2 separate regions of the Homo sapiens genome follow, and region 2 is linked to region 1. The links are chromatin loops, found by intact Hi-C in ENCODE. Cell type or tissue: CD4-positive, alpha-beta T cell. All regions are shown on one strand. Each heading gives the region's core, and the rest is flanking DNA. Links, peaks and the distances in the headings are about the cores only.

What was found. Peaks named below come from ENCODE experiments on the same cell type or tissue, not always from the same donor. Only the 100,000 strongest peaks of a DNase experiment are listed, where the experiment ranks them.
Region 2: a loop joins it to region 1, with 36 times the contacts of the local background. A loop is called at or near these places in 9 of 110 quality-filtered maps.

Annotation. Positions count from the first base shown.
Region 1 is chr19:31,050,830-31,058,603 of GRCh38, forward strand. No RefSeq gene overlaps it. Among named protein-coding and RNA genes, the nearest start is that of LINC01791, 110 kb to the right of the region's middle. In CD4-positive, alpha-beta T cell, for the core only: no CTCF peak of the experiment used is centred there; a DNase peak (open chromatin) is centred at 3,822.
Region 2 is chr19:32,221,741-32,229,514 of GRCh38, forward strand. No RefSeq gene overlaps it. Among named protein-coding and RNA genes, the nearest start is that of LINC01782, 120 kb to the left of the region's middle. RefSeq lists a silencer at 3,094-3,153. In CD4-positive, alpha-beta T cell, for the core only: CTCF peaks have their summits at 3,076 (motif pointing left) and 3,277; a DNase peak (open chromatin) is centred at 3,031; H3K4me3 peaks cover 429 bases; H3K27me3 peaks cover 2,017 bases.

The sequences.
Region 1 (7,774 bases), core at 1,616-5,615:
CCTTTTGAAAATCTGATGAAAGATGTTCATTCCATCCTCCAGATAAAGCAAATGTGCACTCACAATCTGACTTCCTGAGCCTTCAAAATTCTCTCAACCGTCTCTATATAGGCTTCCACCAATCGCCAAAGTCCATGAAACCTGGTTCAGGACTCCTCTATGGTATTACCTCTTAGACGAATGTTAAATGTTAACATCGATTACATTTGCTTGGTTAGGACATCCTCTTTATTCATCCTCTTTATTTCTTTTTTTTTCTACATAAAGTTAGTAATTAGTGTTGGATTCTTTTCAATACCATTCAGGTATCGCAGTAGGTTGTATCATTCCTCCCATTTCTTCAGCCTTCTCTGTACCCATGATTTACAGTGAAACCTTACAGTTTCTTCTGTGAGAGGAAGAGTGGATTTTTCTGCCCTGCTGTTATTGGGAACAGATATGTGACTTGCTTAAATGGTCCAAATTGCAGGTTGAAGCCAGGCTGAGATGAATCCAGCTTAGATCAGCTGACCTCCAGCTGACCCACAGACATGGACAGTATACATTTTTGTTGTTTAAAACATCTGTATTATTCAGGGTTCTCCAGAAAAGCAGAACTGATAGGAGATAGATAGATAGATAGATAGATAGATAGATAGATAGATAGATGATAGATAGATAATAGATAGATAGATAGATAGATGGATAGATGACAGATGATAGATGGATAGATTATAGATAGACAGATGATAGATGGATAGATAATAGATAGATACATAGAGAGATAGAGAGAGACAGACAGATGATAGACTAGATAGATAGACAGATGATGGATATATAATCTATACATAGATAATAGATAGATAGATAGATAGATAGATAGATAGATAGATAGATAGATAGACTGACCAATGAGAAGGGGGAATTGGTTCATGCAATTATGGAGGCCAAGAAGTTCTTTTACAGGTTATCTCCAAGTTGGAGAATCAGGGAAGCTGGTAGCATGGCTCAGTTCAAGTCCTAAAGCCTGAGAACCTGGGAGTTGATGGTGCACATCCTACAGTCTAAAAGCAGGAGAGCCTGGAGGTCTGATGCCCAAGAGCAGGAGAAGATAGGTGTCTAAACTCCAGAAGAGAGAGAGGGCAAATTTGCTGTTTCTTTTTGCTTGATCAGGTCTTCAGCTGATTGATGGAGTCTACCCTAACTGAGTGAGAGTGGATCTTCCTTACTCAGTCCACTGATTCAAATGCCAATCTATTCCAGAAACACCTTCACGGATATACCCAGAAGTAATGGTCTACCAGCTATTTGGGTATCCCTTAACCCAGTCAAATGGGCACCTAAAATTAGCCATCACAGCCACTGAGTCTGGGGACTGTTTTTTTTAAACCAACTTTTGCAGCTAACCAATACAGGTATCTATTTATTTAACAGTGTAGTATCATTCCCTCGCCACATAACAGACTGTCATCATCTCAGTGACTCAGAACAGCACATGTTTTCCATGGGTCAGGTGTCCAGCACGGCTTAGCTAGACCCTTTGCTCAGAGTCTCATAAGGCTGCAATCAAGGTAGGAGCTGGGCTGTGTTTCTATCTGGACTTTTGAGTTGGGAAATAATACACTGCTAAGCTGAATCAGGTTGTTGGCAGAACTCATTCCCTTATGGCTGTTTTGCCAAAGTCTTGTTGTTGTTGTTGTTGTTGTTTGTTTGTTTGTTTTGTAAGCCGTAGACCAAGAACCAGTCTCAGATCCTAGAAGTTGCCCTCAGGTCCTTGCCATATGGCCTCCTCTGTAAAGCCACATCTCACAACAAGGCAGCCTACTTTTTCAAAGCCAGAGAGAGAGAGAGCATGCTTACCTCTGTTGAAGACTCTCTGCCAGTTAGGACCTCCTGATTAGGTCAAGATAATCTCTTGATTTATTCAAACTCCACTGATTAGGAGCTGTAATTACATCTGCAAAACCCTTTCATCTTTGCCAAAGATTCTATTGATTAGAAGAAAGTTACACTTTCCAACCATAGTCAAAAAACAGGGATTATATAATTTCATTGGGGGTCATCTTAGAATTCTGCCTACCACAATCTTGTATTTAATATGCTTAATTATATTAATATGTTAATGTAATATTTGCATGTTAAATCACTTTGCATTCCTAGAACAAATTATGTTTGGTTATAATTTATAATTCCTTTAAAGTCCTGCTAGTTTTTTTCCATGGGTAATTTCATTTGTACTTTTGTTCTCCTATTCAAATAAGAGATTGATCTGGAGTTTCTTTGCCATTCTGGTGGGTTTGATAGCAAAAAGTGAAACTAACTTCATAAAACACATTTGGAAGTCTACTGTATCTGTCAGTGTTCAGTCAGGGAAACAGAACCACCTCAAATATCCTGACAATAAGAATGACTTGTAGCTGCCTTCTTGTCTTTGGTTTCACAGGGGGTGTGTTAGGGAGGTATTTTTGGTGTTGAAACTTTGGGATGTAATCTAGTGGGTAGTGCTCAGGTGTATTGGTCAGCTAATAGGCTCTTGCTCAGTCATGTGGCTCCACTATATTTCCTCATAGTTGAAGCCATGCTCCCTCTCAATGCTCTGAAAGTGTGGGCTCCTCTCCCACTTCAGTGCTGGCTGTAGATAGTGGCATGACACTCCTGGGCTGCCCACTTCAGCTCTGGGGTGATCTCAGGGTTTATGGTTCTTCTCCACCTTGGAGGCAGCAAAGGAAGGGATCTTAATAGTGGTTGTGACCAAGGGTCTTTGCGTGTCTCCTGAGGACTTCACCCCAGAGAGATGCAGGTAAGCGATTGCTCAGTGCAATCATCCCGGATAATCATTAGAGAAATGCAAATCAAAACCACAATGAGATACCATCTCACGCCAGTCAGAATGGATATTACTAAAAAGCCAAAAAAGTAACAGATGCTGGTGAGGATGAGGAGAAAAAGAAATGCTTATACACTGTCAGTGGAAGTGCAAATTAGTTCAACCATTGTGGAAAGCAGTATGGTGATTCCTCAAAGAGCTAAAAACAGAACTGCCATTCAACCCGGAAATCCCATTACTGGGTATGTAACCAAAGGAATAGAAATCATTCTACCACAAAGACACACGCATGTGAATGTTCTTTGCAGCACTATTCACAATAGCAAAGACAAGGAATCAACCTAAATGCCCATCAATGGTAGACTGGATAAAGAAAATGTGGTACATATGCATCATGTAATACTATGCAGCCATACAAAGAATGAGATCATGTCCTTTGCAGAAAAATGGATGGAGCTGGAGGCCATTATCCTTAGCAAACTAACACAGGAACTGGAAACCAAATACTGCATGTTCTCACTTATAAGTGGGAGCTAAATGATGAGAACACATGGACAAATAGAGGGAAACAACACCCACTGGGTCTTACTTGATGGTGGAGAGTGGGAGGAGGAAGAGGATCAGGAAAAATAGCTACTGGGTACTAGGCTTAATAGTGAGGGGAGGAAATAATCTGTACAACAAACCCCCATGACACAAGTTTACCTATATAACAAACCTGCACATGTACCCCAAACCTAAAATAAAAGTTAAAAAAAAAAAGAATGAGCGTTTACATGGACAGGAAAAGATCTAGTAATGTAAAGGGTGAGGAGGAGTGGGGAAAGTTGGAGGATCAGGGAAGCCTTTGTTGACCTCTTGAGCCCGGCTGCCTGGCTGGATGAGCCTGAGCTTGTGGGGAAATCTGAAAAGCACACACACCCAGTCACTGAAGTGGGACCCTGCAGGGGGAGCTCATTGCAGTGGACCCACAGTGGAAACTGTTCCCTCTGTAGGAACCACTGCCTCTGCAGACCTACAGCTAAGCACTTGGGGGCAGTCTTGGCGGTGCTATGGGAAGATGAGCTGGCCATAGAGCAAGAGCAAGGTGAGGCCATGCTGGGGCCCAACAGGCAGCTCAGCATCTATCTGTCAGCGTGTCTGCCCACACCAACCTCTGATAATGACCTCTGCCTCCTTCCCACCCTGGGAAGCTCACATCAATTCCTCCTTGGTCATTCTGGGAAATATCATTTGGGGCCTTAGACAAGAACTGTAGTGCCAAGTTGACAAGGCACAAGTCAGTCCTACCTGTCATGTTCTTATGTCTGAGATGATCCAGGCAGCATGGGAAGATATATTCCTTGAAAGACTGAAAGGGCTTGCCTATAAAGTTTTGGATGCTGGACAGGATCACCAAGAGGCAAGAAGTGGGAAACACATAGGAGGCAGCTCACAGGGCAAGCAGGGAGAGGGAGGATTCCAGACAATCATAACTCTCCACCTGTACCAGGGAGTGCTGACTGGAGCTGAGTGATCCCCACAGAGGTGGAATCACTCCTTGGAGCAAAGGACAAGTAGGTCCACACTCAGAGAGTGCATGGAACGGGAAAAGCTGCTTTCCTTCACCATTTTTACAGTATTAGGCTTTCTTTGTCAACTATTAAGCTTTTCCTTTTTGCTTGGTTTGAGGTTTTGACTAAAGGCAAAGAAAATTGTCTTTAATAGAAAAGTTGATTGAGAGGCTAAGGCAGGAAGATAGCTTGAGGCCAGGACTTCGAGACCAGCCAGGGAAACATAGCAAGACCCTTTCTCTAAAAAATAATAAAATAAAATAACCAGGTATGGTGGTATGTGCCTGTGATCCCAGCTACTCAGGAAGCTGTGGCAGGAGGATTGCTTGAGGCCAGGAGGTCAAGGCTGCAGTGAGCTGTGATTGTGCTATTGAACTCCAGCCTAGGCAACAGAGTGAGACCATGTCTCTAAAAAAAAAAAAAAAGAAAAGAAAAGAAAAGAAAAGATGACCTCATTGACTTTAATTGCCATTTTGTTTTTGTTTCAGTCAGTTTATTAAGTAATATGCCACTCTTTCACTGGGTTCTTTGTATCATGTCTTATGCTCTCTGAATTATCTTTTCTTCAAATGTTTTTGCTTTAATTATTTTAATTTACACAACAGACAACAATTCTAGCAGTAGTTTTCTTTAAATTTAGAGAAACAAAGGTTTAAGTGGTATTAACTGCTTCAAAAAATAGCTCTTGCTTCATAGTTATTTTAAATTCCCTGTCTGATAATACCAACATCTTTGCCATTTCTGAATCTATTTCTAACACTTGTTTTATCTCTTCAGACTGTGTTTTATCTTTCTTTTTAGTGGGACTTGTGATGTTTTGTTGAAAGTCAGATATGTATGGGGCAATAGAAACTGTGGTAAATCAGCCTTTAATGTGGGGATTTATGTTAATCTGAGTAGGAGTTGGGCTGTGTTTAATGTTTGCTGCAGCTGTAAATAACAGAAGCTTCCAGTTCCTCTAGTGTGCTTGTTTTGATCTCACCTCTTGACTTTGGACTTCCCTATGGACTCCACCTCAGAGAGTCTGCAACATGCAACATTTTCCGTTGTTATCCAGTGTTACGATAAAGTGTGATGGTAACATGTTGTGGCAGGGGACCATTCTATAATCTGATCAAATCTCAGTATTTTGGTGGCCTTGCTTCTCGGGGTTGTGACCTTTGCAAGTGTTGCTCCACTTCTAGAATGAATAAAACAGTGGTACAGTTTTCCCCTCCACCCCCTACTCCCTTTCCTGGCTTCAGTATTCCCAAACCATTTCCTTGAAGCCCAGATCCCAGATCCTGGCTGACAGTGTTCCAACCTCTACCCTTTTTTAGGTACCATAGGAAGGCTGGAGGGGCCTGAAGTGGCAGACCCTTTCTCTGCCTGGGATCAAGCTTCAGAATGGTGCTCTGGATACATCCTTTTCCCTGGAGAGAAACTCTTCGAACTGGAGAAGGCTCTAGGTGTATGTCATAATGATTAGTCCTGGTAAGAGCCATGAGGAAATCTCACCATGAGAACTTGTTGGGGTTTCTGGAAACTCACAGAGCTGTGGGGTTCTTCCTAAGACTTCAGCCCCTGGAGTTGCTCATTCTCACACCAGTCCACTTTCAACCTCCAGCAAATCACCAAAGCAGTCATCTAATGATCCTGCCAGTTTATGCCTCCTATGGCTTCAGCTCCAGGCAAGCAAATTTTTGTTGCCATGTCTGTCCAGATACCCCTGTCTTTCCAGGTCTCAGCGTGGCTTTGCCCTGCCACCTCATCAATGGGTCAAAGAAAAGTCCTTTCTTTTCAGTTTGTCCAACTTTCTGTTCTTGTTGGGACAAAAACGTTGACTTCCAAGCTCTTTTCTTGTTGGAGCTGAAACTGGAAGTCCTCATTACCCTTTAAGATAGACACAAAAAGGAATCTTATATAGATTATTTTGACTAATAAAATGCAGATCCAACTGCCCATTGAACATGTTGTAATCGGTATCTCTGGGTTCCCTGTGTCAATGTTAAGTACATCTTTGTAAGTGTGTTATTTTTTAGAATGGAAAGAGATGCCAATCAGGGCCTAGGGGGAAACACTGAAAGCTTTGGCATAGGCCATGCCTATTACAGTGTGAATTCTGGGCACCTTCTCCTTTGTCTACTCTTATGCATCATCAAGCGAGACTTCATGGCTTCCTTAAAAAAAAAGAGAGAGAAAGGGTTATTAGTGGGATCACAGAACAAAGACACTCTAGTTCATGCATCTCATGTGCCTGGGAAAGACCCAGCAAGATAAAGAGACACATGCAAAGGGAAATGTCAGAATTTTAAAATAAGCAATAAATCATTAAAAATAATAGTTATTTTTCAGAAACAATTATGAAAAACATAAACATAGAAATAAACCAAAACAAGAACTGAGATGCAAAATTGCACAATGGCCTGTTGAGTTAAGAAGTGAAGGTCAGGGAGACCCCATGATCTCAGAGCAGCCTATGTGTAGCATGCCTTGGCATTCAGGTCAGGCTTCCCCAAGACAAGCTAGGCGTTTGCCTAACATGGCAAGACTGGAGAGAGTATAAGGAGGAAGGAAGTAACACTGATTAAACATCTGCTGTCCCACATTTCTCTCACTCATCCGTTTGCTCATTTGAATGAATTATTAAGGTCATGCTACATGCCATGTACTGTTCTTGGTGCTGCTGATAGACAAATTAGTGTGACCTGGTGCATTCTCTTGCGAAGCTTATCATTCAGTGTGGAAGACAGACAGGTGGCCAGGTAACAACATTCCAGGGAGATACGTGCTAAAGGAGAAGTCTGCAGATATTTTCTTGGAATGCCCTTGGAGGAGTCTGAGCCTGCCAGGGTTGGGGCAGGGGATGCCAGGCAGAGGATTCCAGGCATAGCATCCTATACCAGGCACATGAGATGCAAGGGAAGAGAGTGAGCATGGGGACCAAGAGTGAAGAGTAAACCAGGCAAGGGAAGGGCCTGTGTGAAGCTCCAAGGCCCAGGGTGCAGGGGAGCATGACTTACTTGAGAATTGTTGGGTTCAACATGGATACCACTTAGGCAGCTGCTGGTAGGTCAGGATAATGCCTTCATCCCCGGACAATGGGAGCTATGAGAGGTTTCAGCAGGACAGCCTCATGGTCAGGTTTATGCTTCAAGGAGACCATAGTGACAATTATATATGAAATGGATTGGGTATATAAGACTGGTAGCACAGAGATCAGTTGACAACCCCAGGCAGAAGTGAGAGAGGCTCAAAATAAGGATTAGTAGTGGAGAAGGAAAGAAATTAAAGGGTTGAATACATATCGAGAAGGTAAAATGGCAGCACTTAATGGCCAATTTGATTGGGGACATGGGGGAAAGGAGCTCAAGTGCATGACCCAGGTCCAGATTGTAAGGAATGGAGTGATGGGTGGTTCTATGTATGAGGAGCA
Region 2 (7,774 bases), core at 1,448-5,447, 1.2 Mb after region 1:
AATAGTTACAAACTGTTAATCTTATATATTAGGTAATAATTTGCAATAAATAATTGTTTATTATCTTGATGTTTGCTTGTCTTGGGTTCTAGCAATATGCAATAAAGAAATGCAATTTTGAATAATTTGATTGTAAGACTGCTGGGAAAATACTGTATGTTATAATTAGCTGGGAGAGGATTCTAGTCACAAAAGCAAGCATGGAGACAGGGTTCAATAACCCAAACATACGTTATTGAGTCCATAAATAATTTTAAAAGTTAAGTTCAGTTTCAAACAAAACAGAATTTTTTAACCTTAAATGCAATTAAAGAAACATTTCACATTCTTTAGTGCTTTCATTATTATACATTCAAAAGGAGATGAAGAAAGCTGGAAGCCCCATCAAAACTGCCAGCCTCCAAGCTGAGACGGGAACATGGCTGCCTTTGGGAGAAAGAGTGGCCTGACAGCTCATGCCCATCAGCCAAGGGCTCCCCTTGGCCTGGAATACACCCTCCGGAACAGCCAGCAGGTGCACCCACAAACGCAGCACCCTCCATACCTCACCTTCAAGCTGGCACTTGCTGAACTGCACACACATTTTTCTAAGAGAGGTTGTCACCTATACTGAGCTTAATAGAAATTGTTAATCTTATATGTAAAGGTAATAATTTGTCATAAATAATTGTTCATTATCTGGGCCTTTGCTTGTCTTGGAGTTGAGCTGTATGCAATAAAGCAGTGCAATTTTGAGTAATTCGATTGTAAGGCTGCTGGGGAAACATGGTGGATTGTAATGAGCCTAGGAAGGGTCCCGTGGGCCAGAGACCCCAAAGAACCAACCTACCAGCTCTGGCACATGCAAAGCCCAGGTCCTCACCAGCAATTGCACAGGTTCTTTAAATAGTCTCTCCAAGACAGAGAGTGAACCAGTTTCCCCTTCTCATGTTTCTGCCAGAGTAAACATCACTTAGAGGAAACCAGTCCTAGACGAAGTGAACCTCGGTCCCTGGGAAAGGCTGAGGTGGCCCCAGGGCAATTTAGTCCCACCAAGCCGGCTGATTGGCACCAAAGGCTCACCTGTCTGCCTGGAACAGGTAGGGCCAGGGGGTCACTTCCTCCAAAGTGACCCTGACACTGCTCCCGGCAGCAGCAGCATCCTGGCACATCCCTGCAGGCAGAGAGCTAGAGCAGTCCTGGCTAAGAGGTGGCTGTGAGGCCAGGGAGCAAGGACCCTGTGCACTTTGGCTTCCTAGAATCCCACGGGCACAAAGACCCACTTCAAGGAAACCTCCCCCAAGCTGGGAAAGGAAGGGAGGGAGGGTGGGAAGGAAGAAGGGAGGGAAGGAAAAAGAGAAGGAAATAAAGAAGAAGGGAAGGAGGAGGAGAAAGACAGAGGAAGAATGAATTTTAAAAAAAGAGAAAGAAAGAGAAAAGAGGAGGAGAAAGGGAGGGAAAGAGAGAGGAAGAATGAATGAAAAAAAGAGAAAGAAAGTGAGAAAGAGAGAAAAGAGGGGGAGGAAGGGAGAGAAGAGAGAAAGAAAGCAAGGAAGGAGGGAGGGAGGAAGGATGGAGGAAAACAGAAAGAAGAGCAAGGGAGGAGAGAGGGAAGGAAGAAGGGAAGAAAAAAGAGAGAAAAAGGAAAGAAGGAAGGAGGAAGGGATTAAAGGAGGGTAGAAGGAAGGATAGAGGGAAGGAGGGAGGGAAGCGGGAAGGAAGGAGAAAAAAAGGGAGAGGAAGAAAGAGAGGATGGAAGGAAGGAAGGAAAAAGAAAGAAAGAAGGGAGAATCCTAGATCCATTATAACCATGAACAGCTCTTCCTAATATAAAGATGATCAGCACCCCACAAAAACACACACATACATGCCCTGACGTGCATCCAATGACATGAGTCTCCATATCAAAGCCCACTTGCAGTGTGTTCCTGGCAGTCGCTGCGGTTTGTGGTTTTAATATCTCGCTTCTTCTACGCTCCTGGCACCTGCTAGAGTGGGCCTGGCTTCCCCTCTTTAGGCACAGCTCACACCGGGAGGGTAAGCCCCCAGCCTGCTCTCTGCCTAGGCTGGGCACGGCACAGTCCACAGCCTGGGAGGGAGCCGTTCATCAGGGTGACATAACGGTTCAGTTCCAGAAGAAAGTTCCTGCCTAGGGCTGAGCTTCAGGCAGGGTAGGTTCCCAGGAGCAAGTGCTGTGAGCCTGAGGCCCCAGGCGTCTGAAGACACCACAGGTCTCCCCCTCGTCTCCTCCATCCCAGCAAGCACCTGCGGTCCAATCGCGCTAAGCCAGGGGCCCTGCTTTCAGCCGGGTTGGAAAGGGATAGAAGCTCCCCCATCTCCTGCCCTTTTCTAAAGACAGGCAGCTCCAGCAAAACCCTCAGCCCTCAGGCGTCCCTTTCGTGGGGTCCCCGCCCCTGTTCTGGAAATGAGACCCCAGGTCCCAGGATGCAGCTGGCATCGCAGGGGAAGGGACTTGCCCCCACCCTCCACCCGCTACCATGACCCGGGAGAGGCCTTCCCGAGGGTCTGAAGGTCCGCAGAGCCCTGCCCCACCCTAGTCCAACAAGGGGACCGCGTTTTAGGGACATCCCTGGATTGTCAAGAAACGCTGGCTCATCCGGACCCCCGGGGAGCGCAGCATGAACCCAGGAGCACCCTGACACCCCGAAAACAGGGAACCTGGGGCCCTTCTCAAACTCAAGGGGAAGGAAAGGGAGCCTGCCAAGTTCTGCTTCTGCGAGGCAGCTGCCACCAAAACCCGCTCCGAGGGCCCCGCCGGGCCGCCCTGGCAGCTGGAAAAGCGCATTCCTGCTCGCCCGAGGATGCAGAAGGCAACCGAGTCCCCGGGCGGCGGCGGGGCAACTGCGGAAATCACGCAGCCAGATGAAGCTCATAAATTTCCCCTATGAACAATTGTTTTCATTTCCCTCCCATGCCACTAGATATTATAAGTGGAAAGCAAAACACAAGTAAATATGTTCATTCCGCTCTTGCGATCGGTGATAAACCGGAGGCGGCCGAGGCCGACAGAGGTCAGCAGGCCGCTCGCCACGGGTCTGCGAGCGGACACTGCCACCCTCCGGCCGCGCGCGGGACTGCACCGGCCCCACCGCCCGGCTCTCCCGCCCGCTCGCTGCCCGCCAATGTTCGCTTTGCGCCCTTCGCTCAATGTGCGTGCAAATTACAGGGACATTCGAAAGGACAGAGAGCTCCCATATTTAAAATAATCATTTTTGTTCATCATAACCTCTCTTCCAGAGATAACCGCTCTTATTAACGTTTTCGTACAATTATCTCCAGTCTTTATGTGCATTCTACGATGTCTTCTGTGTACCTATGAAATACAAAGCTTTTCCTACAATATTAAACCTTGATTTCCTAGGTATCACTTAAACGAAAGTTATTGTCACACAAGATAGCCTCACAGATATCTTTTTAGGGGCTGTGTAATATTTCAACTTGGGACTGCACCAAAAGTTACTGAACCATCTCCCAATTGCTCATTTAAAGAGTTTCTAATGTTTTCATCCTTGTGCATAATGCTATAACTGAAACCTCTATTCAGAAACTTTTGTTTATATTGTTAAGATCCATCAATAAAGGCAGAATTATTAAATGAAAAGAAATTAACTTTTTTTTTAATGGATTCTGGCTCCATGCCCCAGGCTGGAGTGCAGTGGAGCAATCTCGGCTCACTGCAACATTCGCCTCCCTGGCTCAAGCAATTCCCCTGCCTCAGCCCCCTCAGTAGCTGGGACTACAGGCACGCACCACCACACCCGACTAATTTTTGTATTGTTAGTAGAGACGGGGTTTCACTGTGTTAGCCAGGTTGGTCTCGAACTCCTGACCTCAGGTGATCTGCCCATCTCAGTCTCCCAAAGTGCTCGGATTACAGGTGTGAGCCACTGCGCCCAGCTGAGAATTAACATTTTTAAAGCTCTTAGTAGCATTACTATTTTCTAGATGTATAATACCTATGTGGAGAATATTATTTAAAATGATGAGTGAATATAAAATAGTGCTCAAATGAGTGGTCAGAAAAACTGTATCACCAACATATCAGTCCCCACTCATCTCATCTTTCACTTGAATGCAAGGCCAATAAAAATTCCATCAAAGCTTTTTTGATATTTTGTCACATTGATTCCAAATTCCATGTGAAAGAGTAAATAAGGAAAAATCTCCAAAAAACATGTTTGTGAAAAAAGAGAGGAGACTTCCTCAACAAAGATATTAACATATATCACAGAAAGCTACAATAATTTAAACAGTGAAGCACAAAATAGAGAGCACAAAAGGGAGCAAATAGGCAATAACTTACATTTTAACATAAAGCCATTTTATATCAGTGGGAAAAGGATGGCTGATTGATGAAGTTATAGGTACAATCTGCCACTCATTCAGAAAACAAGAAAAGTTAGTGTCCTACCTCATACCACATATTCAAATGAATGCTATAAGGATTAAAGATTTAAATTTTTAAGTGAAACTATAAAAGTGATATTTACATATATGGTAATAGAGAAGTTCTAAGTCCAATTGCAAAGGCAGAAGCTAAAAACTTTAAAATGCCCAGATTTGAGGTGCACAAATTTAAAATACCCACATGTGAAAAATATAATTTTGAAATTGAAAGGTAAACCAACACTAGGAGAAAAAAACACTTTCAATATACATAACAGAAAGAAGGTTAATGCCCCAGGTGTGTAGAGCTTTCTCACAAATGAAGAACAGACAAATACTTCAATAGAATTGGGGACATGAATAGCAATTCACCAAAAGAAATACAAATGATAGACATATAAAAGATGTTTAGTCTTATTAATAATCAAAAGACATGCAAATTAAAACAAAAATGAGAAAATTTTGTCCCTATATTGATAAACACAAAAACAATGATTGTATTGTCAAGGATGGATAAACGAATCCTTTCAACACCACAGGTGATAGGGTAAATCAGGTAACTGGTAAACTTTATAAAGGGTAATTTCACAATATGATCAAAATTCTTACAACACGTGACCCAAAGATTCTACTTCCAAAGGAATCTATCATGGGTATGTACAAAGATTCACCTGTAAGATTGTTCATTGCTATCAGAAACAAACCAAATGTCCAACAATAGGCAACCAGATTTTACATAGATTATATAATATCATAAGATAATACAATCAAGTCCTCAATAGTAATGTTGTAGAAATTAACATTTAAGGATGTCTTAACATTTAATATTCAAGAAGGTCTCATAAAATACTGCTTTATAGCAAAAAGCAAGTTACATTGTAACCATGCTTTCTACACACATAGGAAAAAAAAACCTATAAGGTATTCCTTTAAATAATAATAATGGCAGGTGGACTACAAGTAATTTTTAATATTCTTTTGGCTGCTTTAATATTCTTTTTTCTTTATATATTTAACAATTTTTTATCAATTGTTTAGAAGAAAAATAGTTTTAGTGGTTTTCTAGAAATATTGTATTTTACGTTCCCACCAGCATTACTTGAGAGTGTTTGTTCAGGCCAGGCAAAGGGGGCTCATGCCTGTAATCCCAGCACTGTGGGAGGCCAAAGCGGGAGGATCACATGAGGCCAGGAGTTCGAGACCAGCCTCCATTCTACCAAAAAAAAAGTAAAGAAAAAAAAAGACAATGCTCATTCATTTGCTCATTTTTTAAATCCAATACTCTCAAAACACACATTCAGAGCAAAGCACGTTCAAGCCTGGCAACAGCTGTAAACAAGACAAAGCCCTGCCCTTGTAGAGCAGTCGATAAGCTCCACGGTTAGGAAAACTGAAAAGGAACAAACCAAGAAAGCAGCCCCGTGGGGATGTTCCATGGCCTGCTGTGGAGGGAAGCAGGGCGAGGGTCACCGACCGGCTGGGGAAGGAGCTATGCTAGGGAGGGGTTCCGGGAGGGCCACTCAGAGGAGGTGACGGTGAGGAGACCTGAGTGTGGTGAGCAGCGAGTCACCTGTGAATCTGGGACAAGCATTTCCCCGCAGAGGGAACAGCCGAGGCGAAGGCCCGAGGAGGGGAGGGGCTTGGTGTGCCTGCGGAACAGTTGCGCGGAGCCCCGTGTGGCTGAAAAGGAGAAGGCGAAGGAGAGGCGTAGGGGAGGGGACAGGTGGCAAGAGCCCAGAGAACCTTCTGGGGCACAGGAGGGAGTGTGGATTTTCTTTTGTGTATGATGGGAGCCGTTGGAGACTTTGTGCGTGAGAGCGACGAGACCTGATTTCATTTTCCCAGGATATCGCCAGCTCCCGGTTGAGAATGGAACCCAGTGTGCCAGAACTGCAGCAGGGAGGCCGATTCAGGAGGTCACTGCACGAGCTGTGCCTGGCCTGGAGTGGCCTGGTGCGGGGAACCTGGCGGCACTGGCGGTTCACACTTGCTAACTGAGTAAGCAACCGTCGTGGGGGTGGAATCTTGATGTGTTTCTTTTCTGAGCCCCTTGTCAGCTGGAATGCTCTGGTAGCTCATCCCTCAGGAGATCTGGATGTCCCTGAAAATAGAGAATCAGGCTAAGGGGATTGCCCTCAGGATACACCACCCCCCATTCTCCCCAGCCCAGAAATCATCTTGTGCATTGGCCTTGAGTCCAACCAAAACGCTGGACAGTCAGTGGCTAAACAAAGAAAGAAGAGCGTTCTGTTGAATCATGATCGTCATCTACACTTTCAGGAGCTTTCATGTCCACCTTCACAGGTGTCAGCATAGAAATCACACTTCTCCCAAAAATGCACATGCAAAGTTTTCCTGCATCCAATGCACCATGTCATGGAAGGAAGCACAAAATCTATGTGGTCTTACACATTTTTTTCAGGGTTTGGAGATTAACTAATAGATTTCCAGGATTTATTTCCTCCTGGGTTCTAATGTCATCCCACTATATTTATATGGGAGGAAAATGATGTCTTTCCTCCTCAATCATTTTAAAGTCATTATCATCTCTTGCATGATAAAAATTAATCAAACTATTTTCTTAAGATAATTCTTATAAAATTGAGGTGCCTATTACAGGCCTGCACATCTTATGTCCCAGAAATTACACTCATCTTTGCCTCTCCTGTTTCCATAGTCCCATTTCTTCCAGTATTAACTATTTTTTTCTTTAATGAGACAGGGTCTTTGTCTGTTGCCCAGGCTGGAGTGCAGTGATGTGATTGATCACAGCTCACTACAGCCTCGACCTTCTGGGCTCAAGCCATCCTCCTGCCTTAGCCTCCCAAGTACCTGGGATCACAGGTGCATGCCACCACACCTAGCTACATTTTTTTTATTTTTATTTTTTGTAGAGAAGGGGGTCTCATTACGTTGCCTAGGCTGGTCTCAAACACTCAAGTGATCCTTCCATCTTGGCCTCCCAAAGTGCCGGGATTACAGGCGTGAGCCACGCTACCCAGCCCATAATCCCATTTTACCATGCACTTGGTCCCCAGTTTCTCAAGAGATCTGTGTCTGCCCTTGCCCAGTCCCTCCCTTGGGGAAGTTGCTTCTTTGTAGCCAGAAAAAGCCCTTGGGGTGGTGGAGGATGGAGGAACTGTGGGCTGGGCCCTGAGGACACAGTCCGAGGCAGGTCCTGTGCCATCTGGGGGCTGAGACACTGGGGTCAAATATGTCAGAGGTAAATTCGCAACTTCCATTATCCTTGCCCAAACCTGGAGGGGGCTGCTCTGTGTGCACCAGGGGGACCATAGGCTCAGGATGGGGCTCTTCTGTGCAAGGCAATTTGGGGATTCAGCCGGTGTCCTAATGCCTGGGGTGCCACCTGGATGAATGAATACAAAGG